Linked DNA regions of Homo sapiens: region 1 is linked to region 2. Evidence: read pairs that join two places in POLR2A ChIA-PET (ENCODE). Cell type or tissue: OCI-LY7. All regions are shown on one strand. Each heading gives the region's core, and the rest is flanking DNA. Links, peaks and the distances in the headings are about the cores only. Region 1 has its middle 45 kb from the start of XXYLT1-AS1. Region 2 has its middle 120 kb from the start of XXYLT1-AS1.

The links. ChIA-PET counts read pairs that join two places held together with the same protein. Peaks named below come from ENCODE experiments on the same cell type or tissue, not always from the same donor. Only the 100,000 strongest peaks of a DNase experiment are listed, where the experiment ranks them.
Region 1: POLR2A ChIA-PET joins it to region 2 with 7 read pairs; 2 of 35 experiments call an interaction of 5 or more read pairs at or near these places.

Annotation. Positions count from the first base shown.
Region 1 is chr3:195,045,171-195,053,505 of GRCh38, forward strand. No RefSeq gene overlaps it. Among named protein-coding and RNA genes, the nearest start is that of XXYLT1-AS1, 45 kb to the right of the region's middle. In OCI-LY7, for the core only: no CTCF peak of the experiment used is centred there; no DNase peak of the experiment used is centred there.
Region 2 is chr3:194,972,373-194,980,707 of GRCh38, forward strand. No RefSeq gene overlaps it. Among named protein-coding and RNA genes, the nearest start is that of XXYLT1-AS1, 120 kb to the right of the region's middle. In OCI-LY7, for the core only: no CTCF peak of the experiment used is centred there; a DNase peak (open chromatin) is centred at 3,369.

The DNA of each region.
Region 1 (8,335 bases), core at 162-8,161, 73 kb after region 2:
GGACTCACTGAATCAGGAACACTGGGGGTTGGGGCCCAGTTGTCTTTTTTTTTTTTTTTTTTTTTTTTTTTGAGACAGGGTCTCGCTGTGTTGCCCAGGCTGGAGTGCAATGGCACGATCTCGGCTCACTGCCACCTCTGCCTCCCGATTCAAGTGATTCTCCTGCCTCAGCCTCCCCAGTAGCTGGGACTACAAGCGCGCCACCACACCCAGCTAATTTGTGTATATTTAGTTGAGATGGGGTTTCTCTATGTTGTTGAAGCTGGTCTTAAACTCCTAACCTCAGGTGATCCACCTGCCTAGGCCTCCCAAGGTGCTGGGATTACAGGCATGAGCCACCGCGCCCAGCCAGCAATCTGTCTTAACACCCTCTGCAGGTGACCTGGGCTGCACTAGAGGGCCTCGGTGGTGGAGACCGCGATGGGCCACTCAGACTTGGCTTCAGAGTGCCGCCAGGAGACCGCCCTCCACCCTCACTCCATGCGGGGGTTGGCCTGGGCAGCAGGAAAGCACCTTTCGGGGCAGCCTATAGGAGCTGAGTGATTGGCTTCAGGTTAAAGGCCCCTCACCCCCACCCAGGGCAGTGCTGAAGGGCCCTCCAGCTCCTGACCTCCTGGGGTCAGCAGGGGCTTCAGCCTCCTCCTCGACACAATCCTGCTTCCTTCCTTCTCCCCCACGGGCCTCAATCCCAAGAGCTCTCTCTATACATGCCCTGCACGCCAATCACTGTGGAGTCTGCTTCCCGGGGACTCCAGCCTGCGGTAGCCTTGACAGGCTCTGACATTCAGTTCCCTTCTCCGTTCTCCTCCTCCACCTCCATCACTACAGCATGTTAAGCACTCACTGTGTGCAGGGCCCGGGATGAGAACTTTAAGTGCACTGTTTTGTCAATTCCCAAGACCACCCTGGGAGCTTCATCTTACAGGTGAGGCTCAGAGAAGTTAAGTGACCTGCCTGTGTCCCCCAATAGTAGGTGGAGGGTCGGGGCTGCTCTGTCTGATGCCACAGCCCAGCTTCTATCCAGCTCACCCTCCTGCATCTCAGGGAGGCCCACACACTCATGCGGACCTCTGGAGTTGTGGTAGGGGGGTAAAGAAAGGGGGACTAGGAGCAGGGTTCTGAAAATGCCTGTGACACTCAGGAAAGTGCCAGCTGACCCTGGCTTCCCACAGTAACCCCAGGGCCAGCAGCCAGGGCTCCTGAGCCATGCAGGAGATGCAGCCCCTATCCTCTAGGAACAAACAGGCCCATGGGGAAAAACACATGTATGTCCCTACTACAGGGCTGCCTCTGATGAGCCAGGAGAGGGGGCCCGGGAGGACTGGGGAGACTTCCTCTAGGACATGAGATGCAGGGCACCAGGCAGAAGCCAGGGACGTGCAGGTTCTTGGCGAACCTGTAGTGTGGGATGGATGGCAGGGGAGGGGCCACAGCCAGGCCACAGAGCGGCAATGACTGGAGCTTCTCAGGAGGCCAGAGCCAAAATGGCCCTCCAAGGGCAGCCAACCTGGGTGGCCAAGCGGAGGAGCCCTCTGGGTGGGGAGGAACTGCCCAGGCCTCCGGGGCAATAGGAACAGCTGCAGGTCATTCCTGGAAAAGGAGAATTAACCCAAGCCAAGCCAAGGCCTCCCTGCCTCCTGGGAAAGGCACAGTGGGGTGGAAAGAATGGAGGCTTTGGAATCAGAAAGCTCTGGACCACCCCTCAGCTCTCCCACATGCTAGGGATGTGGCTCTGAGCAAGCCATTTAATTTCTTGAAGCCTTGTGTCCCTCATCTATTGAATGGGCACAATGTCCCCTCCTTTCATGTTTAAATAACATGATGTATATCTAGCACGTGGAATTGAGCAGGCTCACAATGGCCGTTCCATCCTGTTCCACTTTATTTCAAGGCCAGTGACTTGGAAATTAACACGAAATGCCCACCACTCCTCCTGGAATGTGGCAAGTTATATTCAGTGGACCCTTCCTCCATGTAGAAGGCTCTTGGCCATCCTTGAAGATCCGTTCCAAAAGCTCCCTCCATCTTTTTTTGTTTGTTTGTTTGTTTTTGAGATGGAATCTTGCTCTGTCACCAGGCTGGAGTGCAGTGGCACAATATTGGATCGCTGCAACTTCTGCCTCCCGGGTCGGAGCGATTCTCCTGCCTCAGCCTCCCGAGTAGCTGGGACTACAGGCACGCACCACCATGCCCAGCTAATTTTTGTATTTTTTGTAGAGACGGGGTTTCACCGTGTTGGCCAGGATGGTCTCGATCTCCACCTCGTGATCCACCCACCTTGGCCTCTCAAAGTGCAGGGATTACAGGTATGAGCCTCCATGCCTGGCCACTCCCTCCATCTTTACATGGTCCATCTCTCTCCTCCAAGGCACTCCTCACATGGAGGACGTTTCTGTCTTACAGTCCATAAAACCAGAACAGATGAGAGAGTTGAAAGGGACCTCGATTCTGAGATACTCCAGAACAGCAATTGTCTCAAAAGGTTTCTGTGGATAAATACATTTGGGACATGCTAGGTTAAAAATAAACATGGCCCTCTCCTGCAGGACTGATCAGAGCCTTTAATGCACTGAGGAGCACTAAGAATCCCCAAGAAGGGGATCCAGTGTGAATGGAGTGTTTCTTAAACATTTGCCCAAGAAACTTTTTTGACCACAGAGTAAGTATCCTTTAACATGGGGATACTGATCTAAGCTCATAATTATTTTATAGATGGGAAATTGAGGCCCAGAGTGGCGAATTAATATACTCAGAGTCACACAGGGTATCAGAAGCAGAGCTGGGGCTGGAACCCAACCTCCTCCCTTTCAAGGGTCCTAGAAAATGGTGTTAGTTGTTTTCCAACAGCTGCTTGGACAAGAGGCGGCAGATACAAATGAGTCCATGGTGCCTCGTCTTGCTGCTCCCGTGGAAGGAGGTCGCACACACCACCCCACTGCCATTCTCACCTCTCTCACTCCTGATAGTGCCGGTCCCTCTGCATCCTGTTGCACTGCTCTCTGCCTCCGTTTCTTACCAGCACCTTCTGTATGGCCAGAGCTGTATGCCCAGCTCCTCCCTCAGCCTAGCTGCCGGCAGAGCTCCATGAATATGAGGAAACGCGAGTCAGTGGAGAAGGAGCCCCATCAGCCTGCAGCACTGGGGCTGGGGGTGAAAACAGAAGCAGGCAGGGGACAGCTTGGCACCAAAGCCACCTGCAGACACGAAGAGAATAAAGGTGTCCCTTTCCTCTGCAGGGAATGCTTTACTTATTCCAGCAACATTTAGGTGGATATGTTGCCCCACTTCTCAAAGCAAGCTGTCCACTTCCTATACTTAGGCAAGAGTGAGCAGACTGATACTGGGTTTCAGCTAAGAATAGGCCTTTGGCTGACCATCTAAAGTCAGGCCATCCTCGTGCTGCTCTGCTGTTTCATGCACTGGGGACATGGTCTTTAGGGTCCAGTGACTGTCAGAAAGGGAAGCAGCCTCCAGCCATACAATCAATCCATCGCCCATCCGTCCAGTCATCCGATCAACCAACCAGACACCAAACAGCTTCCTATCCACTCACCTGTACGTTCAAGGGAAACAGGCAAAGGATTGCATCAGCAGTGATATGCTGATTAACCACTTGCTCTCCGGAACAAAAAGCCCTGGCTTGTGCCATTTGCCAATTTCCATGGTGTTACTATTCCCACAATTTTAAGTTACCAACGTGATGTCACTGATGTGGAACTGGGAAAAGATGGATAGTAGCACACTCTCATATAGTATTTCTACCATACACATACAGATAACCTCAAGGGCATAGATTATAGTAAAATGTAGGATGATAATTAATAATTGATGTATTTTGAATATTGACTACCTTTGTTTTTAGGATCTAATTGATGGTTTATCTAATTTAATTATTTATTTATTTTTGAGATGGAGTCTTGCTCTGTTGCCCAGGCTGGAGTGCAGTGGCACAATCTTGGCTCACTGCAAGCTCTGCCTCCCGGGCTCAAGTGACTCTCCTGCCTCAGCCTCCTGAGTAGCTGGGACTACAGGCACCTGCCACCATGCCCGGCTAATTTTTGTATTTTTGGTAGAGACAGGGTTTCACCATATTGGCCAGGCTGGTCTCGAACTCCTGACCTTGTGATCCGCCCACCTTGACCTCCCAAAGTGCTGGGATTACAGGCATAAGCCACCGCGCCCAGCCAATTTAATTTTTAATAATGGTTGTTTTGAACAACTGGATCACAAAATTCTTGAAAAATTAATAATCAGCTTTCCCAATATGAGGTGGCTCCAGCTCAAGGTAGATTTGGAACACAAAGGAAAAAGTTCTTCTATACTGGAAGCAGGAGTTGAAAGGCGATCACAGTGAAATAATGACAGTCAACTCCTGTAAGTCTATACTAGGGAAGGAGACCAGTCTGACTTAGCTATGTCTGAAGCACACAGTTTAAAACGATCTTTAATTCTTAAAAAAAAAAAAAAAAGCTTTTATTTGAGGTTCAGGGGAACATGTGCAAGTTTGTTATATAGACTCATGTCATGGGGGTTTGCTGTACAGATTATTTCATCACGTAGGCACTAAGCCTAGTATCAAGCACTTAGCTTTTTTGCTCCTCTCTTCCTCCCACCCTCCACCCTCAGGTAGACCCCAGTGTCTCGTTCCCTTCTTTGCGTCCATGTGTTCTCATCATTTATCTCCCACTTGTGAGAACATGGGGTATTTGGTTTTCTGTTCCTGCATGAGTTTGTTAAGGATAATGGCCTCCAGCTCCATCCATGTTTCCTCAAAAGACATGTCTCCTTCTGTTTTTTTTTTTGGCTGCATAGTATTCCATGGTGTGTATGTACCACGTTTTCTTTATCCAATCTGTCACTGATGGGCATTTAGGCTGGTTCTATGTCTTTGCTATTGTGAGTAGTGCTGCAATGAACAGTCAGGGCCATGCGTCTTTATAATACAATGATCTCTGTTCCTCTAGGTATATACCCAGTAATGGGATTGCTGGGTCGAATGGGAGTTCTGCTTTTAGCTCTTTGAGGAATCGTCACACTGCTTTCCACAATGGTTGAATTAATTTACACTCCCATCAACAATGTATAAAAAAAAAGTCTTCTTTTCTCCACAACCTTGCCAGTATCTGTTCTTTTTTGACTTTTTAATAATAGTCATTCTGACTGGTACGATTTGCATTTCTCTAATGATCAGTGATGTTGAGCTTTTTTTCAAGTGCTGTTTGGCCCCGTGTATGTCTTCTTTTGAAAAGTGTCTGTTCATGTCCTTTGCCACTTTTTTGTTTGTGTTTTTCTTATAAATTCGTTTAAGTTCCTTATAGATGCTGGATATTAGACCTTTGTCAGATGCATAGTTTGCAAACATTTTCTTTCATTCTGTAAACTGTTTACTCTGTTGATAGTTTCTTTTGCTGTGCAGAAGCTCTTAAATTTAACTAGATCCCTTTTGTCAATTTTTGTTTTGTTGCGATTGCTTTTGGCATCTTCGCCATGAAATCTTTGCCTGTTCCTATGTCCAGGATGGTATTGCCTCGGTTGTCTTCTAGGGTTTTTATAGTTTTGGGTTTTATATTTAAGTCGTTAGTCCATCTTGAGCTGATTTTTGTATGTGATGTAAGGGAGGGGTCTATTTTCAGTCTTCTGCATATGGCTAGCCAGTTATCCCAGTACCATTTATTGAATAGGGAGTTCTTTTCCCATTGCTTGTTTTTGTCAGCTTTGCTGAAGATCAGATGGTTGTAAATGTGTGGCCATATTTCTGGGCTCTCTGTTCTATTCCATTGGTCTGTGTCTGTTTTCGTGCCAGTAGTATGCTGTTTTGGTGAAGTATAGTTTGTAGTATAGCCGTGTAGTATAGTTTGAAGTTGGGTAATGTGATGTCTCCAGCTTTGTTCTTTTTGCTTAGGATTGCCTTGGCTATTCGGGCTCTTTTTTTGGTTCCATATGAATTTTAAAATACTTTTTTCTAGTTCTGTGAAGAATGTTGTTGGTAGTTTGATAAGAATAGCATTGAATCTATAAATTGCTTTGGGCAGTATGGCCATTTTAATGACATTGGTTCTTCTTAGTCATGAACATAAAATGTGTTTCCATTTGTTTGTGTCATCTCTGATTTCTTTGAGCAGTGTTTTGTAATTGATTTCTTTGAGCAGTGTTTTGTAATTCTCATTGTAGAGATCTTTCACCTCTCTGGTTGGCTATATTCCTAGGTATTTTATTCTTTTTGTGGCAATTGTGAATGGGATTGCCTTTCTGACTTGGCTCTCAGCTTGGCTGTTGTTGGTGTATAGGAATGCTCGTAATTTTCGTACATTCATTTTTTATCCTGAAACTTTGCTGACGTTGTTTACCAGTGGAATGAGCTTTTGGGCTGCGAGTATAAGGTTTTCTAGATGTAGAATCATGTCATCTGCAAACAGGGTTGGTTTGACTTCCCCTCTTCCTATTTGGATGCCCTTTATTTCTTTCTCCTGCCTGATTGCCCTGGTCAGGACTTTCAATATGTTGAATAGGAGTGGTGGGAGAGGGCATCCTTGTCTTCTGCAGGTTTTCGAGGGAAATGCTTCCAGCTTTTCCCTGTTCAGTATGGTGTTGGCTGTGGGTTTGTCACATAGATGGCTCTTATTATTTTGAGGTACATTCCTTCAATACCTAGTTTATTGTGAGTTTTTGACATGAAGGGATGTTGACTTTTCTGAAAGCCTTTTCTACATCTGTGGAGGTAATCATGTAGATTATCTTCAGTTCACGACATATTTAATTCCATTGCATTCATGTATCCTGAATAATTTCAGTCCTATTTTGCTTTCCAGGGTCAACAGTATTCAGTTAAGCACCACTTTCTTCTTGAGCAACTTTCTTCTCTCGGTTCTTCTGGCCCCTTCACTTTGTTGTTCCCCTGTTACTTCAATCTCCTTTGCTAATTCCTCCTCCTTTTCAGCTCAGTGTGTGAATGTTGGAGTGTTCGGAGTTTGGTCCTGGGCCCTCTTCTCACTATTTACACTCTCTTCTTAAGGATTTCAATTAGTCCAGAGGCTCTAAATATCATGTATCAGTGCTTTCTTATTTTTTGTCTAAGCGTCACATAGAAATAATTTTTTAAAAACCCAAACAGTGCTAAAAAGCTTATTTTTAAAAAGCAGGAGTATCTTATCTATCTTCCCCACACCTCTTCAGAAACAATCTCTTTTCATTTGTTTCCTTCCAGGATTTACCTATTTATCTCCATATTTCTAAACAGCATGCATATCTTGCTAGCCTTTTTACAATCAATTTTATATAAATGTGTGTGTGTGTGTGTAATTTTTTTTTTTTTTTGAGATGGAGTCTCGCTCTGTCGCCCAGGCTGGAGTGCAGTGGCACAGTCTCGGCTCACTGCAGCCTCTGCCTCCCAGGTTCAATCGATTCTCTGCCTCAGCCTCCCGAGTACCTGGGATTACAGGCACGTACCACCATGCCCGGACAATTTTTGTATTTTTAGTAGAGACTGGGTTTTGCCATGTTGGCCAGGCAGGTCTCGAACTCCTGGCCTTAACTGATCCACCTGCCTCAGCCTCCCAAGGTGCTGGGATTACAGGTGTGAGCTACCATGCCCAGCCTCGATTTAATATATTATCTGTTAACTTCTTATTATAGTAAATAATGATTTGAGATATTTTACATCATCTATTTCCCTCTTTGCACTTCAAGTTTTAAAAAAAAATCTGTAGTAGTATTTCACTGATAGGATTAAGTTAATATTTTCATTGATGGGCCCAGCAAATGCATATTCTTTCTTTAAACCTTTTTTTCTGGAGTCAATAATTTTTATTTGCTTACTTTTTGTTGTTGTGGTTATTGCTGTTTTACTCTCTGGCTAGCTCTCCCTGCACCCTCTAAGGCCTGTCAGTTATTCGCATGGTCAAGTATGTCACTACTTTGTCAGTTCCACTTCCCTCCAAACCCCTCCCACCTCCCGCTCCCACCTCCCACTCCCATCTGCACTGCCGCTCTCCCAGCCTGCTGCACAGCCGAGCATCCCCTTCAATTCCTGGCTCCATTAGCCCCCTGCTTCCTGGATCTTGTGCATTCTTTTTTCTTGGTTTACTTCCTTGCAATGGTGACGCTTTCCTCCTGAAGCTTTCCGAGAAAGGAGGCAAATGTTCTAAGAGTTTGTGTGCTGTGTCTTCATTCTTATCTCACACTTGACTGGAGTTTCTAGGATTTTCTTTTTGTCTGATATTCTTAAATTTCACATTGATTGCATTGAGGTCAGCCTTTTTACCTTCTTTGTACTGTGCATTTCTGTCTTCCAGTTCTAGCAACTTTTCTTACATGATTTCTTTGGTACTATCCTCCA
Region 2 (8,335 bases), core at 217-8,216:
TGGAGAGACCCCAAGCAGGAACTGTCCAGCTCAAGCTGCCCCTGCCTTCTGGATCCTCTAAAGGTTGGGTGATTTGTTATGCAGAAATGGATACATAATACACCAACTAATCTTCCATCCAGTTCCTTTCTATTTTGGGAAAACCCAACAAATTCCACTGCATGGGCAATGAGAACACTCCAAAACTACTCATTCAGCAACTTGTATATTTAAGAATGCTGTTTTTCAAGTGTGGTGCATTGCTCTGCAGAACTGGCATTTTAAAAATAAAATTGGATTCATTTCCCGTAGACATGTTGCTGGTAATGTTCTGGAGAGTTGTTTCTCTTTCTAGAAGGGTTGGAGGTATAGAGAGTGCTTCCTGGTTAGTGCTGGAGCAAAGGAATGCTATGAAAAGAGATGGGTACGGGGAGGAAGGCCAAATATAGAAGCCGCTGCTTCAAGGGTCAGGATTGCAGACCTGGCCAGGACTCAAGTGGTCCGAGATATCCATACAGCAGCATGGGTCTCTCTCTCAAGGGCCCTGAATCTGCTCCCATTCCTAAGACACCGCAATTTAATAAAATCCTCTTTAAGCCCATCGCAGTGTACTTTAAGCCTGTGCTGTGCAAAGCTCTGAGATGATTTACAGTGAAAATTATTTACCATCCCCAGCCTGAAGAAGCCTCTTTACCCAGAAAAAAAAATACTTTAAAAACCTATAGACTCTAACAACACTACGCTTAGAAAAAAAAAATGTCAACCGTGATTAAGCATGTCTTATGTCGTACTCAAGTAGCTGTGCAGTTCGGCGGGCAGAACTGTAATTAACAATTAAGTCAATCAACAAATATGTATTTGTCTTTAGAAATGGGCCAGTTTAGCAACGCTCTAAAATTGTCAAAACATCCTCCTTTACTCAACAACCACACCCCAGCTACCTCACTCCCATACACACCTAACACTTTGTGACTTTGCGAAATAAACATGGCACAAATTTTTTTGAATACAGGATAGAGAGTCTTTCATTCTAGCAAGGACTGGATGGGCTGCATCCTTTGGACATGCTCCATAATGTTGGATTTTGCCCCAGACTCCTGCTCCAGGACCTCTCCCCCATCCCACCCCACCCACAGGTGCTCCCAGGGTTGCCCTTAGCAAATCAGAAGGTGGCCCAGCTTCATGCCTTTCCCCCAGGACCAGTCTCGGTAAATGGGCACAGCTGCCTCATGCATTCGGCGGCACTCTGACCTTTTCAAGGTACCCCCAGCTGTCTTGCCCGGAGTCAGGTCCTTAACACATTTACAAATAGTCTTCGCCAGGATTCTCAAGCAGTCAGCCCTTTTCTTCCTGAGAAAGAAGAGACTCTCGGGCTTCCGAACCCTCCAGAGCTGCTACGCATCAAGGACAAGCATCACCGAAGGGTCTCCTGTTGTGCATTTCTCCAAGATCCTTTGCAAGTTAAACAGTAAGTTCACTTCAGCCACGCCAACACCACTCACAGTCACTGGAGAGAAGCCAGGCGGAGCCTCAGCAAGGACATTTGGGCCCAGTTACCCTTGACTCGTTGGACACAATGCTGACCTCTCATCCCTGAGGCAACCCCAGCTCTCCCTGTCTCCATCCAGAAGGGTGAGTCTAGGTCAGTCCAGCAAATGCCAGTTTACAGAAAGCTGAGAGACCAATTCACCAAGAGACAATTTGCAGAGCTCAACTTGCCAAGCAAACACATCGCCAAACTTATCTAATTTGCTTATTAGAATGTTCAACAGGGCTATTCAGCATCACTAGTGGGAACCATTAAATTTTGGTAACTGATGATGAGATACATAGAAAAGTATATTTCAGCTGCAGCAACCAATTTTTTTTTTTTTTTTTTTTTTTTTTTTGAGATGGAGTCTCATTCTGTCTCCCAGGCTGGAGTGCAGTGGCGCAATCTCAGCTCACTGCAACCTCCTCCTCCTCCCGGGTTCAAGCAATTCTTGTGCCTCAGCTTCACACGTAGCTGGAATTTACAGGCATGCACCACCATACCCAGCTAATTTTTGTGTTTTTAGTAGAGACGGGGTTTTACCATGTTGGCCAGGCTGGTCTGGAACTCCTGACTTCAGGTGATCCACCTGCCTCGGCCTCCCAAAGTACTGGGATTACAAGTGTGAGCCACCATGCCCAGCCGGCTTTTCTAATGAAATTTTTCACTTGTCACTGATATTTTGGATGAGATTGTTTAGGCTAATGCTGACTTCCCGCAAACACTTTGAGGTTTAAGTCTGGATTATTATCCAGTGGAGTAAGTGAGCCCCTGGCCCTGGCCTCTCCAGAACCATTCAGTTTCCAATTACACCCACCCACAGAACATGCCCTCATTTCTGTGCGATCTGCCTCCCTGGTGCCTGTGCCCCTGGGCTCTATCAAGGTGGGCCTTGGCAACAGCTGTATCAGCCAACACAGCTGGCTCTGCTAGGGTCTGATGGTCTCCATGGATTGCTGAGAAAACTCCCAAGGGGGCTACAGCTAGGCCCCCTTGCCGACTTTGGGGGGACTGTGGCTGAAAGGCACGGCAGCTTGCCAGGCCCCTCCCTTGTTACCTTCCATGGTGGAGCCTGAAAAGTGGAAAATGCTCGCCTTCCCAGCTGCGCCTTCATGCAAGGGTGACCATGCAACCCAGCCCTGCAGTTAGCAGACAACCACATGGAGGAGCTCTGTTTAGGGACTTCTGGATGGTGGTATGCAGGGGGATGGTGGCAGTGAGGACCGTCCCCACAGATACCAAAAAGATGGCCTGCATTGTCTGTAAAGAGCTGAAAACAGTGATAGACCTGTGTGAAGGTCAATCTGCTTTTCTTTCTCACCATGTGCCTGCAATTCTAAATAAGGTCAGTGCTGTACCCCTTGTTCCACAGCCCGACCTGAAGAGCTCTGGAACTAGTGAAGGAGATGAATGCATTTGCAGGGAGAGTGACCACCTTCCCTCCAGTCGGCTCCACCTTCTTCATGACAGCAGCCTTCACAATGACAGCAGCCTTCACAATGACAGCAGTGACGAGGGCACCCCTCAAGGCTTCAGACCTTCAGGGCCTTAGGACTCATGTTCTGTTTTCTGGCTACACTAACGGAGCTAAGGGAAGGAGCCTCTGCTTCCGCTGCTCAGATGCTGGCTGGTGCCCGCCATGCCTTCATCATTCTCACATCTGATTCAGGGGCTCTCCCTTTCTCCAGGCTTGGGTTCGGGGAACCTGAGGGCCACTATCTGCTGGGTTCCATCAGCAAGTCCAGCAGCACAGCTGATCTGACAGGTGTCACATGACTCACAGGCAGGCAGGCTCAGTGGGACAAGTCCTAAACTAGGACTCAGGGGACCGCCTGGTCTCTGTTGTCTACTAACCAGCTGTGTGACCTTCAATAGGCCACTTCCCTTTTCTAAGCCTCAGTTTCCATAGCAGTAAAACCAGAGGGCCCTTCTCTAGAGAGTTCTTCCCGCCCTGACAGTCTCTCTCTCTCTCTCTCTCTCTCTCTCTCTCACACACACACACACACACACACACACACACATATCTGGGTGGGTATGTTTTACAGAAGTACTGTATTGCTCTACATTTTGTAACATGCTCTTAAGTTTTTGAGAAAATGATATACAGAAGGATTTGTAACTTCTTTGCTATTCACTCAAATGAATCCATTTTGTGTTTTAGTAGCTTCAGATCACTTCAACAGCCAATGCAAATAATCAAGACAGAAGCAGTGCAACCTCTTGGAGTTGGCCTATTTCCAGTGGTACAGCCAAACGCAATGGCATTATTTACCCAAATTGTTGGGCAACCAGCATGCACTGGAAGCAGATGCCAGCAGACGCCTTCCCGGACGCCAAGTCCTAGGAGTTGGCTTAGGCCCTTAGCTCAGGATGGAGGCAGCACCCACTGCATTGACACAATGCTGTGGGGTGATCCAGTCCTCAGCAACTACAGGGAGGATCCAGCCACTGGGGCAGACTGCACTTCAGGGACATCAGAAGCGGAAACCTGGGCTGGGGAGGTGCTTCCAAAGGAAACACCTGGAAGAGGGAGAAAGGATAAAAGAACCACCATCTAGATTAGGAAAGCAAGGCAGTTCCTGCCACCCAGAATAGTGTGTGCTGCTTGTTTGGAAAATGCATGATCATTTTCAGAGTCCTGAGGCCCGTCAGAGACTTTATGTCCAGCAGTGCCGATGGCCTGGTTCTCAGTCAAGGTAGTGGTCTGAGCTGCCATGGTCGGTCTCCTGCTCCAAACACATAGAAATTCTAGGTAAAGTACAGAAAATTAAATTTCAAAACCTATAACGAAGCTCAGAAGCTAAAAAAGCATCTGTGGATGCTCAAATAAAGAGGAGTCTTGCAGTGGTAATCAGGATTGAGCTACACCCTGTGTGTGCCTTAGAGGCTGGGTTTAGTTTTCAAGTTATCAGAAATCATATTGAGCTATAGAGATAGTTTATCACCCTGCATCTTTTAAAAACCAGATTAGGATATAATTTACATACAGTGAAATTCGCCCTTTTTAGGATATAATACTGTGAGTTCCGGCAAATAAATACAGTCATAGAACTACTACCCCCGTCAAGGCATGGAGCAGTTCCATCACCACGAACGTCCTTCTGCCCTTTGTAGCCAACTCTTCCCCCTCCCCTGGAAACTACTGGTCTATATTTGCCCTTCTATTTCTGCTTTTTCCAGAATTCCAGAGAAATGGAGTCATACGGTGTTTAGAAAGGCTGCAGCTTTAGTTCTTGCCCAGGAAGTGACACCAAGGCCACAGCCTTGCCGACAGCAGGAATACTAGGACTGAGTTCCCCAAATGAAACCAGGAGTCAGGAAAGGGCTCTCCTGTTTAGGAACTGGGATTAGAAAAACTGCTTGCTGGCCTGAATATTAGGCACAAAAGTGGGTCACTTACCTTGGACCATGAGGGAAACTGTCACCAATAAAATATCTGAACCTCTAGGTTGTATGACACAAAATTATGGACAGGTATTCTCATTGCTACCAGCACGGTGTGGATGTCCCGAGCCTAGAAACTCACATAAATACTGGTCTAGAAACTGTTTGCCCTTTAGAGGCAACAGATGCAATCACAATGTCATTCCAGAGGAACATCTCTGCAATCCAGGCATATGCAGGACCCCTCAGGAGATAGCTTCACCCACATAAATACAAAGCGCGCAAAGAAATCCAAAGCTCTGAGCAGTAAACAGCAGATTCAACCAGAAAACATGTCAGAAATGTAAAATTGTATAGAAGTCTGTGAGGGACTTTAAAATAGCTATATTTGAAGTATTTGAAGAACTCAAAGAAAGAATAGACTGATAAGAGGCCGGGCGCGGTGTCTCATCCCTGTAATCCCAGCACTTAGGGAGGCTGAGGCAGGCGAATCACTTGAGGTCAGGAGTTCAAGATCAGCCTGGCCAACATGGTGAAACCCCGTCTCTACTAAAAATACAAAAATTAGCCGGTGGTGGCTGCAGATGCCTGTAATCCCAGCTACTCGGGAGGCTGAGGCAGGAGAATTGCTTGAACCTGGGAGGTGGAGGTTGCAGTGAGCCAAGATTGCACCACTGCACTCTAGCCCGGGAGACAGAGCGAGACTCTATCAAAAAAAAAAAAACACAGAAAGAAAGAAAGAATAGACTGATAATGCAAAAACAGAATATTGTAGGAGACAATTACAGAAATGAATAATATAATAATTGGTTTTTAAAAACTAATGGTCAAGTTAAATCATCACTAGACAACTGAAAGAGGAATTAATGAGTAGGATGATAGAGCAAAGGAGATCACAGATATATAAAGAGATATGAAATCTGAGAGAGGAGTTCAGAGATGTGGAGGAGAGAGACTTATGCCTAACAGGAGCGTGAGAATACAGAGATGGGGAAAGAGGCAATATTTAAAGAGATGATGGCAGAAATATTTTTCAGAGATTAGGAAAGACCTATGGCCCCACATTAAATAAGCATACTAAGCCCAAAGCAGGATAAATAGACATAAATTCACATCTACAAGGAAAAAAAATGGTAAAAGCTAGTTTAATGAAGAGATAGATCACCTACAAAAGAATGGCTATCAGATTAACGGCAGAGCTTCCTTCATCAACATAGATATCCTAAGACAATGACTTATATCTTCAATGTGCTAAGAAAAAATGTCTTCCAAGGGGATTATAGTGTAGAACAGGTCCTCTCCTTCTCCTCCAGTATGTCTACACTTAAGAGGTCAATAGGGCCAGGTGCGGTGGCTCACGCCTGTAATCCCAGCACTTTGGGAGGCCAAGGCAGGTGGATCACAAGGTCAGAAGTTCAAGACCACCATGGCTAACATAGTGAAACCCTGTCTCTACTAAAAATACAAAAATTAGCCTGGCATGGTGGTGGGCACCTGTAATCCCAGCTACTCAGGAGGCTGAGGCAGGAGAATCACTTGAACCCAGGAGGTGGAGGTTGCAGTGAGCCGAGATCGTACCACTGCACTCCAGCCTGGGTGAGAGTGAGACTTCGTCTGAAAAAAGAAAAAAATATTCAATGTACCTGTGAAGGAGCTCTTGTTTATTGAGCATGTCCCTTTGAAGAAATGACTGAAGAGAGTCATTCCTCCGAGAGGTAGGAGCTGGTGGAATGGGACCTGCTAAGTCCACATTACCCAGGGACTGAGACTCGCTCCTTGAATTCTATATTCAAGTAAACTGGCGTTCAAGATATGCCAGGTGGATCAGCTAGACAGAGGTGAGCTAAATATTTGTTTAGATATATTAAGATAGTTTAAGGCCCAGAGATCCCCTCTGAAAGAACTTGAACTAGTCAACAATTCAGAGGGGAAATAGAAAGTGAACCCAGAAGAAAAGCACGACTGGAAAAAAAAAAAAACAAGTGTATTAATTTGCTAGGGCTGCCATAACCAAGTACCACAGAGTGGGTGGCTTCAACCGCAGACAGTTATTTTCTCCCAGTTCTGGAGGCTGGATGCCCAGGGTCAAGGTGTCAGCAGCTCTGGTTTCTGAGGACTCTCTCTCTGGCTCGCAGACGCCGGTCTTATTGCTCTGTCCTCACACGGCCTTTCCTCTCTTTGCAGACATGTGTCTGTGTCCAAATTTCTTCTTCTTTTAAGGACATCCATCATATTGGATTAAGGCCCATTCTAAACACCTCACTGTAACTTAATTACCTCTTTATTTTAAAGACCCTATCTCCCAATACAGTTACATTCTGAGCTATTGGGGCTTCAACATATGAATTTTGAAGAAACACAATTCAACCCATAACAGTAAGTGTGTACAAAGAAATTAGTAAGATCTAAATAAGTATTGAATCATCATTATCACCATCATCTCATCATCATCATCATCATCAATTTGGGAGATTTAAAAACATGAGGAATTAAAATAATAGAAATAGTAAAAAATGTGAGCAGTGAAAGGTTGTAAGTAAGAAATTTTGAGTGTATAAAATTACTGTTTTTATTCAGGAGAAGGATAAAGTGTTGATTAACTTCAGGCTTTGTTCAAAAAATACACAGTGAAGTATGCATATTATAAGCTTTAGGAAAATAGTGAAAGATCAGAAACACATGCATAATTTTCAAATCAGTAGAGGGCAAAAGAGGGAAGAAAATCTAATCAGTCTCACAGAAAGCCACAGAAAAGGAGTGGGAAAGGCAAAGAAACAATACATGAAGAATGCAAAATAAGATAGACAAAAATCCAAATCATCACAGTAATCACAGAAATCGTAAATGGATTAATTTTTCCTATTAAAAGATAGACACTCGGAGTACACTTCCAATGTCCAGATTATGCAGTTTGTAAGAAATGCACTAAACATAATGACAGAGCTTGAAAATAGACATAAAAAGATATACCAGGGGTATCCGTTATAAAGCTTTGGTTACAGGGTACAGAAGAATCAACCAAATTGGTTAATAATAAAGTAGATTTATTAGTTTAGATAAACAGACGTTGCAGAGGCAGGATCAGCTTCAGAGTAGCTTGATTCAGCAACAATCTCATTAAGGACCGAGCATCTTCCTATCTCTGCTCTCCCTTCCATGGTATCAGCTTTACTTTTAGGCTGGCTTCCCTTTGGGAGAAAATTGACTGTAGGATTTCTAGGTTTCATCTCACCTATCCCATCAAGAAAATTCGAGGCAATTCTAAAGAACAATAAGAGATTAGGGAATATGGCTTAACCAACAGGATATAAACAATTCTTATAAAGCTATACTAATAAAACTGGGTGATATTTATAGAGCAATAAAAAATAGACCAAATTAATAGATCAGAGAGCTTAGAGACTACATATATATAGATATACTTGGTGTTGGGACAATGGC